Linked DNA regions of Homo sapiens: regions 1 and 2 are each linked to region 3. The links are chromatin contacts, found by Hi-C or POLR2A ChIA-PET in ENCODE. All regions are on one chromosome and are shown on one strand. The core of a region is the stretch at or near the end of the contact, and the rest is flanking DNA. Distances in the headings are between cores, read along the strand shown.

What was found. Hi-C counts contacts between places; a loop is a spot of excess contacts on that map. ChIA-PET counts read pairs that join two places held with the same protein, here RNA polymerase II (POLR2A). Pooled maps may share reads with other maps.
Region 1: a map of gastrocnemius medialis shows a loop between it and region 3 (10-fold over the local background). The contact joins the promoter of P2RX1 here to the promoter of PFN1 in region 3. A Hi-C loop is called at or near these places in 1 of 168 maps with a recorded cell type or tissue (gastrocnemius medialis), 3 of 37 single-sample maps with no recorded cell type and 5 of 50 pooled maps.
Region 2: a pooled map shows a loop between it and region 3 (8-fold over the local background). The contact joins the promoter of TRPV3 here to the promoter of PFN1 in region 3. A Hi-C loop is called at or near these places in 2 of 37 single-sample maps with no recorded cell type and 3 of 50 pooled maps. POLR2A ChIA-PET finds 5 or more read pairs at or near these places in 1 of 52 experiments (B cell).

What each region holds. Positions count from the first base shown.
Region 1 is chr17:3,913,296-3,917,847 of GRCh38, reverse strand. P2RX1 (purinergic receptor P2X 1) reads left to right here and starts at 1,383. Exons shown (of 12, transcript NM_002558.4): 1 at 1,383-1,759. The coding sequence starts at 1,623. RefSeq lists enhancers at 2,210-2,279, 3,002-3,071, 3,182-3,261, 3,492-3,561, 3,632-3,691.
Region 2 is chr17:3,556,562-3,561,210 of GRCh38, reverse strand. It overlaps TRPV3 (transient receptor potential cation channel subfamily V member 3), which reads left to right and starts at 3,399. Exons shown (of 18, transcript NM_145068.4): 1 at 3,399-3,535. RefSeq lists enhancers at 1,568-2,382, 2,291-2,520, 2,551-2,600, 2,681-2,740, 2,383-3,199 and 2 more and a silencer at 4,381-4,440.
Region 3 is chr17:4,946,768-4,950,795 of GRCh38, reverse strand. PFN1 (profilin 1) reads left to right here and starts at 2,266. Exons shown (of 3, transcript NM_005022.4): 1 at 2,266-2,533; 2 at 3,976-4,028. The coding sequence starts at 2,402. It also overlaps a transcript of ENO3 not described here. RefSeq lists silencers at 807-1,216, 1,677-1,926, 2,057-2,396, 2,667-2,736, 2,767-2,996 and 1 more and an enhancer at 1,307-1,476.

The DNA.
Region 1 (4,552 bases), core at 134-2,633, 1.0 Mb after region 3:
CTGGGAAAGGAACTGTCTAGGGTCAAGGTCAGGCCAAGGGGAGACGTGGCCACCACAGTTCTGGCTCCCAGCATCTCTGGATTTTCTTTAGAAAAGCCCATGACACCCACTGGATTAGCAGAAACTCCGCGAGGGGTGAGGCTGATCTACTTGACAAGGAGAGACTGACCTGGGTGCTGGAAGGGGCCATGGGCAGCCCTCTGTGGGTGACCCCCATTCAGACAGGCTGCCGGGATTCCCAGCCCCAGGGCCTGGCTCCCTGCCCAGAGCACTTCCAGCTCATGGCTCGCCAGCAAGAAGACTCCTTATCAGCCTTAAGGGTGGGGCGGCTCCGACGACAGGGCCGTGGGGGCTCGCCAGGGAGGCCCCTGCTTCCAGCTTGAACCTCCAGTACCACCCCGGGTGAGCTTGGGCAACTCATTTCTCTTCTCTGAGCTTGGTTTTCTCATCTTCAAAACGAGGGGTGGGGCTGGGGAGGCCTCCAGCTCTGAGGAGCCAACGTGGGACCCTCTGCCCACCCCAAACCCCTGTGTTCAGGGCCCGAGCTGGGGGTGGGAAGGGAAGGCAGGGACTGCAGAGGTGCTGTGCCCCAGACTCAATGGTGGCCTCCAGTTCTCTGTCCCGTGTTGCTGAGACCCATCCCCTGTGAGCCTCGACCTAGAAGGAACAGCCCTTATTACCCCAATTTACAGATGAGGAAGCAGGCTCGGAGAGGCAAGGTGACACCCAGCCCCCACAGCCAAGAAGTGGCAGAGCCAGGGATCTCCGAGGTCAGGCTCTCTCGGCTGGTCTTGGGCCCCCCATGGCACTGGTGACGGATGTGGTGCTGGTCTTGGCTGGGCACCTGCCACCTCTCTCCCTCTGATGGTGGCCCCGGCAGGACAGACAGTGGGAGAGGAGAGCTGGGGGATAGAGATGCCAGCTCAGCACCGAGGTTGACCGGGCACAGGCCAGGCTGGAACTCAGAGCCTCCTTCCTCTCTGCCTTGCTCGCTGCAGACCCCCAGGGACGAAGCAGCCAACCCTGGTGGGGGAGGGTGGAGGGTGGTGGATGGGGCTGGGGATGGAGGTCTCATTTTGGCAGTGGAGGGGAGTCGCGGGGAGTCCCCTAATCTGAGGAGACTCCAGCTTCCCCCAGGCCCTGGCCAGAGCTCCATCTTGCCAGGTTTTGGGGGGAGGATAACTTGAGGAGTCGACTGAGAGCTTTATCTTTGCCCCTGTGACGGGTGGCCTGTGGTTTCCTGCCAACAACTCCTGTTTCCGGAGGCCCAACAAGGCCCACGCAGAGCCAGGAGGGGCAGTGGGGCTGGGCCTGGGTGGCCCCACCAGCCCCGCCCCATCTATCTTTGGGAATTTATTTGTCCATGGGCGAGGCTGGCCTGCAGTCTGTTGCCTTCCAGGGGCCAAGAGCTGCTCTGATCACCCAGGGATTCTCTCTCCAACCCAAGTGCCTCCAGCTGACCTCTGGCTCCTGTCCTCTGGCTCCACCTGCACCGCCCTGCTCTTCCTAAGGGGCCAGGAAGCCCCCAGAAGCTCTACCATCGACGTGGGTGGTGGCACCCGGCTCACCCTGAGAGCAGAGGCCGTGCAGGGGGCTCAGTTCTGAGCCCCAGCCGGCCCACCATGGCACGGCGGTTCCAGGAGGAGCTGGCCGCCTTCCTCTTCGAGTATGACACCCCCCGCATGGTGCTGGTGCGTAATAAGAAGGTGGGCGTTATCTTCCGACTGATCCAGCTGGTGGTCCTGGTCTACGTCATCGGGTGAGTCCGGGCGCCTCCCGCTGCCTGCACCAGCCCCTACCCCGGGCCTGTCCTCCAGACTCTGACATCCCTTGCGTGACACCAGCGAGCCCCTCTTCCTCTCCATCCAGGGGAAGGCCTTCCTGGCAAGCCACTGTGCGAGAATAGAAAATCCTGCCAACTCGCTGTTGAGATGGGGACGAGGCCGGAGGGGAAGCCCTGCCCGGGGGCCTTCGGTGAACAGGAGGCAGAGTCTCTGGGTTCTGAGGAGCCGGCTCAGTGTTATGGTTCCTTTGAGTGGTTAGTGGTGTTCAGGGCCAGGGCACCACCAACCACAGCCACTGAGTCCTCGACCTCTGACCGCCTGCCAAACCAGGCCGCCACTGACACACAGAGGCCATACCCCACACCCGTCACCCCATATGACAAGTTAGAGAGAGACAGACTCTGCTGCCAGCTTCCCTGCCTGAGCAAGGGACATCCAGGGACGTTTGAGGCCCCCGGAGCAGAGAAACTCTCACATTCTGAATACCTGGTGCCTTCATGTTGGCATGTCAGGCGGAGGACAGAGATTGGTTCTGGTCCCAGGGATGATAGTTCCTTTCTGGGCATCTCCGGACCTGTCCCACCGGGCTGGGAGTGCAGAATCAGAGGCAGCGTGGGACGCTCCTGCAGTATGGTTGTCTCGGGAGCCAAGACAGGCCTGGCAGAGGCTGGCACACTTGTGAGTGTGCATATGGAGCTCTGTGCCTATATGTGTCTGGGTGTGTGTCCCTGGTGCTGAGTGCCCACATGTGGGTACCCTTATGTGTACATATGGCTGTGCCCATGTCTGCCCTGTGGCCAAGTGTCTGGGTGGCCAGTGTGTGTCCCCTGTGTGTGGTGCATCTTGTCCACTCACAGTGACTCTGCAGAGGTCTCCTGGAGGCCCCAGGGCCACTGGAGGGGGCTCAGCCCCTGCTGGGGTCCTAGGGGTGCCCAGTAGCCCCTGCCTGCCTTTGCCGTGTGATTCTGAGAGCTCTACCCTCCCCATTTTTACCATGGTTCCGAACCAGAACTGCTAAATGGAGTCCAGGGCAGGCTGACCCAGGGCCCAAACAAGGACCATGAAGTCCTAGTCCCCCGGAAACTTCTGGCGTCCAAAAGAGCCCTCCTTCTGTCCCACCAGTCCCCAGAACCTCAGAGCCGGCCAGGTGGACCCAGGGCCAGACCCCAGCCTTGACCTCTCCTCTCTCTTGTTCAGAAACTAATTTGACATCTGTGATGTCTGAGCTTGTGAGGGAAACTGAGGCCCAGAGAGGGGCAGTGGGGTTTCCAGGTCCACAGCAAGTCAGCAGCAAACCCAGGGTTGCAGCTGAGCCCTCCTGACCCCCAGGCCTCTGCTGTGCCTTCTCCTTCCTCACCATCACAAGGGGCTGTGGATCCTTTCTACTGGGCACTGATGGTGGGATGCCAGGTACAGGACGGGCCGGAAGTCCACCCTTAGTATCACTCCTGACCGTCCCTGGGAGAGGCTGTCTGCGCAGGCCCAGCCTACCCTTGCTGGAAGAGGCTGGGGGAAGGCTGTCCTCTCTCTGCCCCTGCGGCTCCCTAGTTCTGCTTTCAGATCTGCAGGTGTGAGGGGCACCAGGTCCCTCCTCTGTGTGTGTCACAGGCTGTCAGCGTTGGAGGGACCCACCCATTCCCAGCCGTAGCCTATGCCCCAAGCTGCTGCCCAGCCGGGAACCTATACCTCCAGTGACGGGGACCTCACTACCGTCCTCCTGCCTGTCTTCCCTCCCAAGACTGTCTAATCAGTTTCCAAATGGATGTGGCCCTTCTCGGTGTCTGTGGGGCTCAGGACCACAGGGATTAGCCAGGATCTCACAGCTTAGTAAGAGACTAACCAGGATTTGAACCCACCTGCATGGCTCCAAAGTCAGCCTTGATATTCTGGAAAGGCAACCTCCTCAGAGAGAGGGCACTGGCCTGCCCACGTCACACAGCAGAGGGTGGAAGGAAGGCAGAGTCCGTCATCACCAGCAACCCCCAGGGCTGCAGGCCCAGGCTTCCAGCTCCTGCTCAGGCTGTGGTGCCTGCTGTCTCTTGCGCCCTCGTCTGGCCACTGCTCAGTACTGCACTGACCTCTCAGCCAGGAACCCACAGCGGCAAACCGAACCCCTGACCCAGCCTGGACTTGGTCTTGGCATCTCCGGACTCAGCTTCCTAACCGGCCCGTGGGGCACGGGTTGCAGGGGACCACCCCCCCCAAGAGTGCACTCAGCTCAGCACTTTGCTGTTTCCTGAGGAGGGCTTTGCTTTCATGTCTGATCCTGTGGGCACTGCCAGGGGATGGAAAGGAGCATGAGAGAAGAGCCAGGCCCCCGTGTCCCAGACACAGGGCAAAGCCTGGGTGGGGGATGGGTGGACACAGAGACAGACCTGGACAGAGGGACAAACGCCAGAGCACAACTCAGACGAAGGGTGGGAGGTCCCGAGACTCAGAGATGGACAGAGTTACTGAGGCTGAGCAGGGAGGCTGAGAAGCCAAGAACACAGACTCAGGAGGAAAACCGAGGCCATGGTCTCCGCCAGTCATGCTCCTCCAGGAGATCCTGGGCAAGTGCAGGCAGTGAGTGGGCCTGAGACCAGAAGGCTGAGCTGAGCTGACCCTCTCAGATCCAGTTAAGATGGTCTCAGTTAAGGCTGGGCACAGTGGCTCATGCCTGTCATCCCAACACTTTGGGAGGCTGAGGTGGGAGGATCACCTGAGGTCAGGAGTTTGAGATCAGCCTGGCCAACATGGTGAAACCCCGTCTCTACTAAAAATAGAAA
Region 2 (4,649 bases), core at 2,150-4,649, 1.4 Mb after region 3:
GACGGAGTTTTGCTCTGTCGCCCAGGCTGAAGTGCAGTGGTGCAATCACGGCTCACTGCAGCCTCGACCTCCTGGGCTCAAAGATCCTCCCACCTCAGCCTCCTGAGTAGCTGCGACTATAGGTGAGAGCCACCACGCCTGGCTCATTTTTGTATTTTTTGTAGGGATGGGGTTTCGTCATGTTGCCCAGGCCAGGTCTTGAGCTCCTGGCCTCAAGCAATCCACCTGCCTTGGCCTCCTCAAATACTGGGATTACAGATGTGAGCCACCGTGCCTGGCCAGCCACTGATCTTTTACTGCCTTTTCCAGCATGTCATGTAGTTGGCATCATCAATACAATACATAGCCTTTTCAGATTGATTTATTGTACTTAGTATTATGCATTAGAGTTTCCTCCAGGTCTTTTCGTGGCATGAGAGCTCATTTCTTTTATTGGAGGATAACATTCCATTCTCTTGGATGTAGCACTCTTTTTTTTTTTTTTTTTTTTTTTTTTTTTTGAGACGGAGTCTTGCTCTGTCGCCCAGCCTGGAGTGCAGCGGTACAACCTCGGCTCACTGCAAGCTCCGCCTCCCAGGTTCACGCCATTCTCCTGCCTCAGCCTCCCGAGTAGCTGGGACTACAGGCACCCACCACCATGCCCAGCAAATTTTTTTGTATTTTTTGTAGAGATGGGGTTTCGTCATGTTGCCCAGGCCAGGTCTTGAACTGCTGGCCTCAAGCAATCCACCTGCCTTCGCCTCCCAAAGTGCTGGGATTACAGGCGTGAGCCACCACGCCTGGCCGGATGTACCACTCTTTATCCATTCACCTACTGAAGGACATTTTGGTTGCTTCCAAGTTTTGGCAATTATAAGTAAAGTTGCTATAAATATCTATGGGCAATTTTTGTGTGGGCATAAGTTTTCAGCTTCTTTGAATAAACACCAAAGAGTGTGATTGCTGGATTGAATGGTAAGAGTATGTTTAGTTTTGTAAGAAACCACCAAAGTGTCTTTCAAAGTGGCTGCACCGTTTTACATTCCCACCAGTGATGGCCGAGAGTTCCTGTTGCTCCATGTCCTCACCAGCATTTGCTGGTGCTGTCAACATTTTGGATTTGGGCCATTCTAAAGAGTATGAAGTGGTCATTTTATCTTTTATCTTTTTTTCTGTTTCTCTCTGTGTGTGTGTGTGTGTTTAATTTAAACTTAATAGCATTGACCAATGTGTTGTATGCATTTACACTATAGCATGTTATATTTTTGTTCTGATCATATTCCTTTTCACTTTTCCATTCTTTTTCTTTTTTCTTTCTTTCTTTTTTTTTTTTTTTTTTGGAAACGGAGTCTCGCTCTGTTGCCCAGGCTGTACAGTGGTGCAGTCTCGGCTCACTGCAACCTCTGCCTCCTAGGTTCAAGCAATTCTCCTGCCTCAGCCTCCCGAATAGCTGGGACTACAGTGTGCAGCACCTCACCCCGCTAATTTTGTATTTTTAGTAGAGACGGGGTTTCACCATGTTGTGGCCTCTTCCCTCCTTCCAAGTCCAGGCAGATGCTCCCTCTTTCCCGAACTCATCCCCTACACCCCATCACAGGGACTTCCTCCCGCCTTGGGGGTCTCAGCCCATTTTGTCCTGATGACCCACATGGTGGGTCATGGTTCCTGCCTGAGCCTGTGTCCCCTGTGGCCCACGAGGGTGGACACGGCCTTCTCCAGTTCTGAATCCCTCGTTGTCCACCTGCGCCCTTGCCACGGCCTCTCCCGTGGGCTCTCACCATGTGCTGGGTTAAATGGGGTTGAATATAGACCATCTAAGGGGCTGAAGCTGCTGCTTCTGTGTGTTTGGGGTGGGATTAGGATGGGCTCGGGCTTCCTAAGTAGTGACTGTGACTCCACTGGGTGACCTGGCTCCTGCTGCCTCTCATAGCAGAGCGGGGGTCCCCTTCTTCCTTGCTGGGCACAGGGCACACCTCTGGGTGGGAGACAGGGGCCTTTTTCACCAGCTCCCACCTGCCCTCTGAGAAAAGTTATGAACACGAGCAAAATGGAAGCACTGACATTTGGCAGCAGCTTCCTCCCCAGGCGTCTGAGCCGCCAGAGGCAAACAGGGAGGGCGCGGGGCTGGGTCGGGAGAGGGTGAGTAAGCTAGTGGCCGGAGGCCGTGCTCAACCCCAGATCGGGCTTTTCCGGTCGAGTTTCAGGCACAGTCATGAGATTTCAGATTGTGAGTGGGAACTTCAGGACCCCCTGACTTCAACGGCAGAAGCGGTCTCCTGCTTCACCCACACCCTCAAGTCTGGTCTGCCCCTTACCGGCCATAGGTCCTGCTCTCCCGTGGCCTAGAAGCCTCACCTGCCTCCTGCCTCCTCCCCAGGCCAGGCAGGTTGTGATGATGAGGGATTGAGAGGCTCACAGCTGGGGATTTCCCTGCCCATCAGGCGCCAGCTGCGGCCGCGTCAGCAGAGACTTCCTGCTCTGTCCCAGCTGTGTCTTGTCCACATCTCGCCCCGGGGAGCAGGTGTGCAGTTCCTGAGTGACGCGAGACACACACGGCCATCCTGACTCACTCCACCCACTTCACAGCTGCAGCCTGGGCCAGGAGAGAGGGCACCGATTCCTTCTATGACGCCCTGGCCTTGGAGAAGGGCAACCTGGGCAGTTGCTGGGAGAATACATTGAGATGACAAAAGCAATCATAGCTAAGAGCTGACATTGTTTATTGAGTTCTTGCCGTGCCCTGGGCCTTGTTCTGGCCCTTTCTACTTGTACTTGTTGAAGCCCCACGATAACCTTGCAAAGTGGGTTTATGAAGCACGTTTCACAGATGAGGAGACTGAGGCTCGGAGAAATGACCTGCTAAGGTCATTCAGCCAGGAAGGGGTGAGGCTGACACTAAGGGCCATGATGCGTGACTGCTGGTGGACAGCATTAAATGGGGACTTCCGTCCCCGAGAGACCTGATCCCAGGAACCGACTTTTGAGAACAAGTGCCGAGTCTTGGGGCTGGCCACCCTGAGGTCAACCAGGCTAGGCCTGGGCTGCGGTCTTCCCTCCCAGGGGACAGAGCAGAGCGCTTGACTCTTCACTAGGCCCTCCCACCTCTGTGATCTCTTTGGCTCTTCACGGCTCCCTTGGAAAGTAGATGTTATCATTCCCATTTCCTAGTTGGAAAAATAGGCCTGAGATGGGCAGTCCCTGCCCAGCATGGAATGCCAGAGAGGGAGGAGTTGGACCCACAACTTCGATCTTGGCACCTGCGGCCTCCCCTGCCTTTTCTCCGGTGGGGATGAGGCTGCTGTGTGGGTGTGGGGGTGACTCACACGGGCCACGTGGGTGGGCGGGTGCTGCAGCTGTGGCTGGTGGGCGTGGCCTGCCTGGCGCCGAGGGCAGGTGGCTCAGCCAGTTCTGCCTCTGACGCCTCATTCCAGCCATCCCTCTGCCTGCAATGAGAGCTTCCCGCCGCCTCAGCCACAGTCCCACCCGGGGGCCTTGGGCCCCAGACATGCGGTGATCTCAGGGCAAGGGTTGCCACGACCACCCAGAACCTCACCAGGTGAGTCTTCTGTGCACAAGGCAGCTGGTGATCTCCAAGGCCCCTGGGGAGCCCAGAGCGTGGCCCTCAGAGGTCCTCTGGGCCATGTCTGCCCTTGGCCAATAGGCCTTGGGAGGAGGGTTGGAAGGAGCTTGGGCCCCAGCCAGGGGCCCACTCTTGGCTGTAGGGAGGCACTCTTGGCTGCACTCTTGGCTGTAGGGATGTGTGAGAATATAGGTCCTTACAGACTCAGGAACATTCCCCTGAGGTTTGGGAATCCTGGGGAGGGACATCTCAATCTCACCACTGCTGGGGGCAGAGGAGAGGCTCCTGCCTCCCGAGGCTGACCCAGGGAGGTGGCTTTCTGGGGCAGGATTGTGATGGGAGTTCAGGATGGGAGGAGGTGGCCCCACCGTGGGAGACAGACGGGGCCCAGGCATCTCACAGGTGCTGAGTCAGCAGCTGTGGCTCCGCGGCCTGGTCTGTCGCCCGGGAAAGGCCATTTCAATCAGTGTCAGGGATTGGGAGAGAGAGGGAGGGCCAGGGCAACAAGAGAGTCCAGCAGGTGAGAACGTGGGGTTTACGGGGTGACTCAGGGAGCTAATGATAGCTGCTGCGGCCCTAGTCCAGAGTTCCCTGAGCCTCTCCTGCCCCAGAGGCCCAGGGCAGGCCACATTCTCGGGCCCAGAGAAGAGAGAGAGCAACCAGCTCTCAGGGCCACAGAGTCCTTGGGGACCATTCAGCCCACTTCTCAGAAAGGAAACCAGAGGCCCTGGGAGGGGCAAGAGACGTGCCCTTCTTCTGTCTCCTTCACGCTCGGTGCATCCCAGCCTTTTAGTCCACCAAAGGCCACGTGGGGATGGGGAAAGCCATAGAGGCTGCCCATCCTCATCAGGCCGTGACTGGACACGGGAGGGCCGGGTGCCCAGGAGTCCCTCTCTGTGGGCTACTCCACCTGCCTGGCCTCAAGGTTGCCTACGCTCCAGGGCCAAAGCTCTCCCTCGCCGATGCCTCCTCCATCCTGAGCCTGCTCCCTTTGAGTTGGAGGGCGGGGGACTCTCTCCAGCCTGATGACACCTGGCTCCGGAAACTTCCTCCAGGAAGCTTTCCTATTGGGGTAGGATCACCAGTGGCC
Region 3 (4,028 bases), core at 1,017-3,516:
TTTAGGAAAGGCCAGGGGTAACCTGAGCCCTGCAAGGCTGGGGAGGGGGCCTGGAAGAGGGGCTGCAAGATTGACGTCCACACATGCTCAGATCGCTGGGCGGGCCTCTGTCCTCAGTGGGGGAAAGGACGGGACCCCCCACCCCAGAAGGCGAGAGGGTCTCACCTCTTAGGGTCCTCATAACGGCCATTCTCGGCGCCGCCCCATCCTACCCTCTCCAGGCCAGCCAGCGCCGGGATGAGTTAGGGGACAGGAAACGAATTTAGACAGGCCCTTTCGGCTGGCAAGGCGCCCGACTGATAACGCTGGGACAGCACTTGTCGCCCGGCGTGGGGACTGTCGGTCAGAGCCCCTTTCCCCATCGACTGTGGGCGCTCAGCGCACGGCCCCAGCCCATCAATGAATGGGGCTGAATCAACAGTGAACAAAAATGAATGGACCGAGGACGGGTGGCCTTTTGTGAGCTTCTGCACGCCTGGGGCTCTTCCGGCGCCCCACTTGTAGCACTGCGGGGAGGTAGGTCTCTGCCCTCGGTAGAGATCTCCACTTTGCCGGCTCTGGGGCCAGTGCGGGGTCTGCCCCGAGCTCCTCTGCAGCCATACCAGCCGACCGGCGGGGGACACACGGCGCCTCGGCCCGACTCGGAGGCCCTTCCCGTCGGCGCCGGGGCAGCGCGCGCCCGGTGACTCACCCCCGCCGCCCTCTCCCCACCCCTGCTCCCCGCCCCGCCGGCCCGCGCGGCCTCCCAGCCCCCACCCCAGGCCACCTGCCCCGCCACCCGTCCAGTCTCCCCTCTCGCCCCGCCCCCTCATCTCAGGCCGCTCCTCCCGGGATTTTTCCACCCTGGGGTAGGGGTGCGGTGGGCCAGGGGTCAGGAGATGGCGGGCGGGGAGCGCCGCCACGTGCCCGGGTGCGGCCCCGCCCGAGCCCGCCAGTGACTCAGCCGCGCGGCTGTCGAGGAACACGGACTCGAGGGGCGTCGGGGACTGTGGGATTCGGCGTGGACGCCAGGGATGCGCGCCGCGCTCGGGAGGAGAGAGAAAACCAACCCCCTTTCCGCCCGGGCCGCGCTCGGTGACCCCTTGCCCCTAGCCCAGGCTCCGGAAGCCGCCCAGCCCTCGGCGGCGGGTCGGAGGAGGCGGTTTCACCGCGGCCGCCGCACGGCCGTCCCGCCCGTCCCGCCCTCCCCAGGTGGCTGTGAGCGCACATCTGACTGCGAAGAAACCCAAAGGGCCCGAAGTGGGACTTTCCCCTTCTTGAAAAAGTTGCCACTCTTGCAACTTGAGTATTCTTCCGCCTCGAAAAATAGCCCCGCCTGTTAAGCCCCGCGGGTGTCCGCGCTCTGTGACCTCTGCAGACACAGGCCAAGGGGCACGGCCGGTGATCCAGACATTGCCTGCCTGGGGCGGGCGGGGCTGGGATGTGGGGTGAGGCCCTGGGCTAGAGCCGATCCAGAGAAGGGACAATCCTCTAGACTGAGAATGGGCCCTGGTGAACCCAACCTGCACGACCCGAGAAGACGCTGGGGACAGAAGTGGCCCCGGTGGGTGCCTTCAGCTATGAGAGCGACTAGAGGATTTGGCCAAACTCTTCTTTGCTTTCTTATTACTTGAATAAGTAAAATCAAGGGTGGTGAGGCGGCAGCGCGCACGGCTTCGCCCCCGCCCCTTCCGCCAGGCGGGAGACACGTCCCCAGCCCGCCTTCCTTTCCCGCAGGGTCCACACGGGTCGGGCCGGGCGCGCTCCCGTGCAGCCGGCTCCGGCCCCGACCGCCCCATGCACTCCCGGCCCCGGCGCAGGCGCAGGCGCGGGCACACGCGCCGCCGCCCGCCGGTCCTTCCCTTCGGCGGAGGTGGGGGAAGGAGGAGTCATCCCGTTTAACCCTGGGCTCCCCGAACTCTCCTTAATTTGCTAAATTTGCAGCTTGCTAATTCCTCCTGCTTTCTCCTTCCTTCCTTCTTCTGGCTCACTCCCTGCCCCGATACCAAAGTCTGGTTTATATTCAGTGCAAATTGGAGCAAACCCTACCCTTCACCTCTCTCCCGCCACCCCCCATCCTTCTGCATTGCTTTCCATCGAACTCTGCAAATTTTGCAATAGGGGGAGGGATTTTTAAAATTGCATTTGCAAAGTTCGGTGTCTGGGCTGGCGAGTGGGGGAGGGAGGGAATGGGGAGTAGGCCCCGCCCCTACCGTCCTTTGCAAATAAAAATCTAGCGGGGCGGGGGGGGGGAGGAGCAGGAAGTGGCGGTGCGAGGGCTGCTGCACAGCGAGCGGAGCCGCGGTCCGGACGGCAGCGCGTGCCCCGAGCTCTCCGCCTCCCCCCGCCCGCCAGCCGAGGCAGCTCGAGCCCAGTCCGCGGCCCCAGCAGCAGCGCCGAGAGCAGCCCCAGTAGCAGCGCCATGGCCGGGTGGAACGCCTACATCGACAACCTCATGGCGGACGGGACCTGTCAGGACGCGGCCATCGTGGGCTACAAGGACTCGCCCTCCGTCTGGGCCGCCGTCCCCGGGAAAACGTTCGTCAACATCACGGTACTGCGAGGCCTGCGCGGTCCGGGGCACTGCTCCGGTTTGGACCCTGAGGGAGGGACTTGGGTGGGGGCGGGCGCGGTCTAGGGCGCGCAGCGAGAGGCCCTGACTGGGTGCTTGCCCTGGAAGCGGCGCGAATGGCGGCTGCACGTGAGTGGGTCCCTCAGTTGCCCGTAGGTCCTATGCCCCAGGCGGCGGCGCCCATCCCGCCCGCTACCCCGCTTTCCGCGACGGGGCGTTACATCCGGGGCACAGGGCGGGGAGGGGCGCGGCGCCCGGTGCGGCGGCCCACTTCCGCCTCTCCCAGGGCGGGGCGGGGACGCGCCTCAGTTTTTACTGGGGATTGGGATTGAGAGGGGACCCGGGGATCCTTGGACCCCCAGCTCCCCGTCCGGCTGCCAGCCCGCGTCCCTCTACCATTGTTTCTCCTGGTGCGGAAGGGAGCCCCAGGCGCGTGGTCTTGGTCCCTTGCCCACCCTCTGTGGGCTTCTGGCCCCTCCTAACTCCGTTAGAGAGGGCGAGGCCACCACACGCCCCCCCAGCTCAGCACGTTGGATTCAACATTCCTGCGAGGCCAATCCCGGAAGTCCCCTCGCCCTCCCTTCCCGCCATCCGGCGGGGCCTGGAGCAGGGGAACTTTGTGAGAAGTTCTGAGACAGCATAAGCGAAAGTATATTGGTTTACTACCGCTGCTCCCACCACCATCTCCCTGTCCACACTGCCCGGAAGTGGGGAGGGGGAGCGGAAGTTCAAAAGGGGGGGGAAGGGGGTTTCCGGGCGGGAGGGGACCGGATGTGGGGGCTTGGGGTGAAAGGGGGAGGGGGGAAAGGTTCCCGGGGTACCTAGACCCGAGAGCTGGCCTGCCGGGTCTGGCCCCTGTCCACCTTCAAAAGTTTTCCAACTTTCCCGGAAAGCCCCCAGGGGTCTGCTTCCTCATCTCAGAGCAGAGATACCTGGAGCTAAACTCTAGGTTACTTGGAGACCCAGGCGTCCGGGCCCTAACAGCTCCTGCAGAACCTTTGACCAAATAAGGGCAAAGTTGCTTCTCTTGCCTCGCCCGCCCCCCTCCCTTCCCCTCTCCGCTTCTGCTTTTCCTGAAGGAGAGTTCTGAGCATCCAAAGGCTCCTCACTTACCTCACTGACTCCCTTTATTTCCTGGGTTTACTTTCCCCATTAACACTGACATCTAAATCTCTAGAGGAGTATGTCATCCCTTCCTCCCTGGTTCCATATTCTAAGTTTCAGAATCATGATCTTTTTCTGCACTAACGTCCCACAGTCCTCAGAGTTTCTCACAGTTCATTGATGTGTACTGAGTATATAATTTATACTTAGCCCCCACGGCGGGGTGGTTCTCAGAAGTGGAAGACAGGTGGGTCTTTGGAGAACACGGTGGGAATCTTGGTGCACTGACTAACTTGATGGGCGCTTGGTTCCTCTTCCAGCCAGCTGAGGTGGGTGTCCTGGTTGGCAAAGACCGGTCAAGTTTTTACGTGAA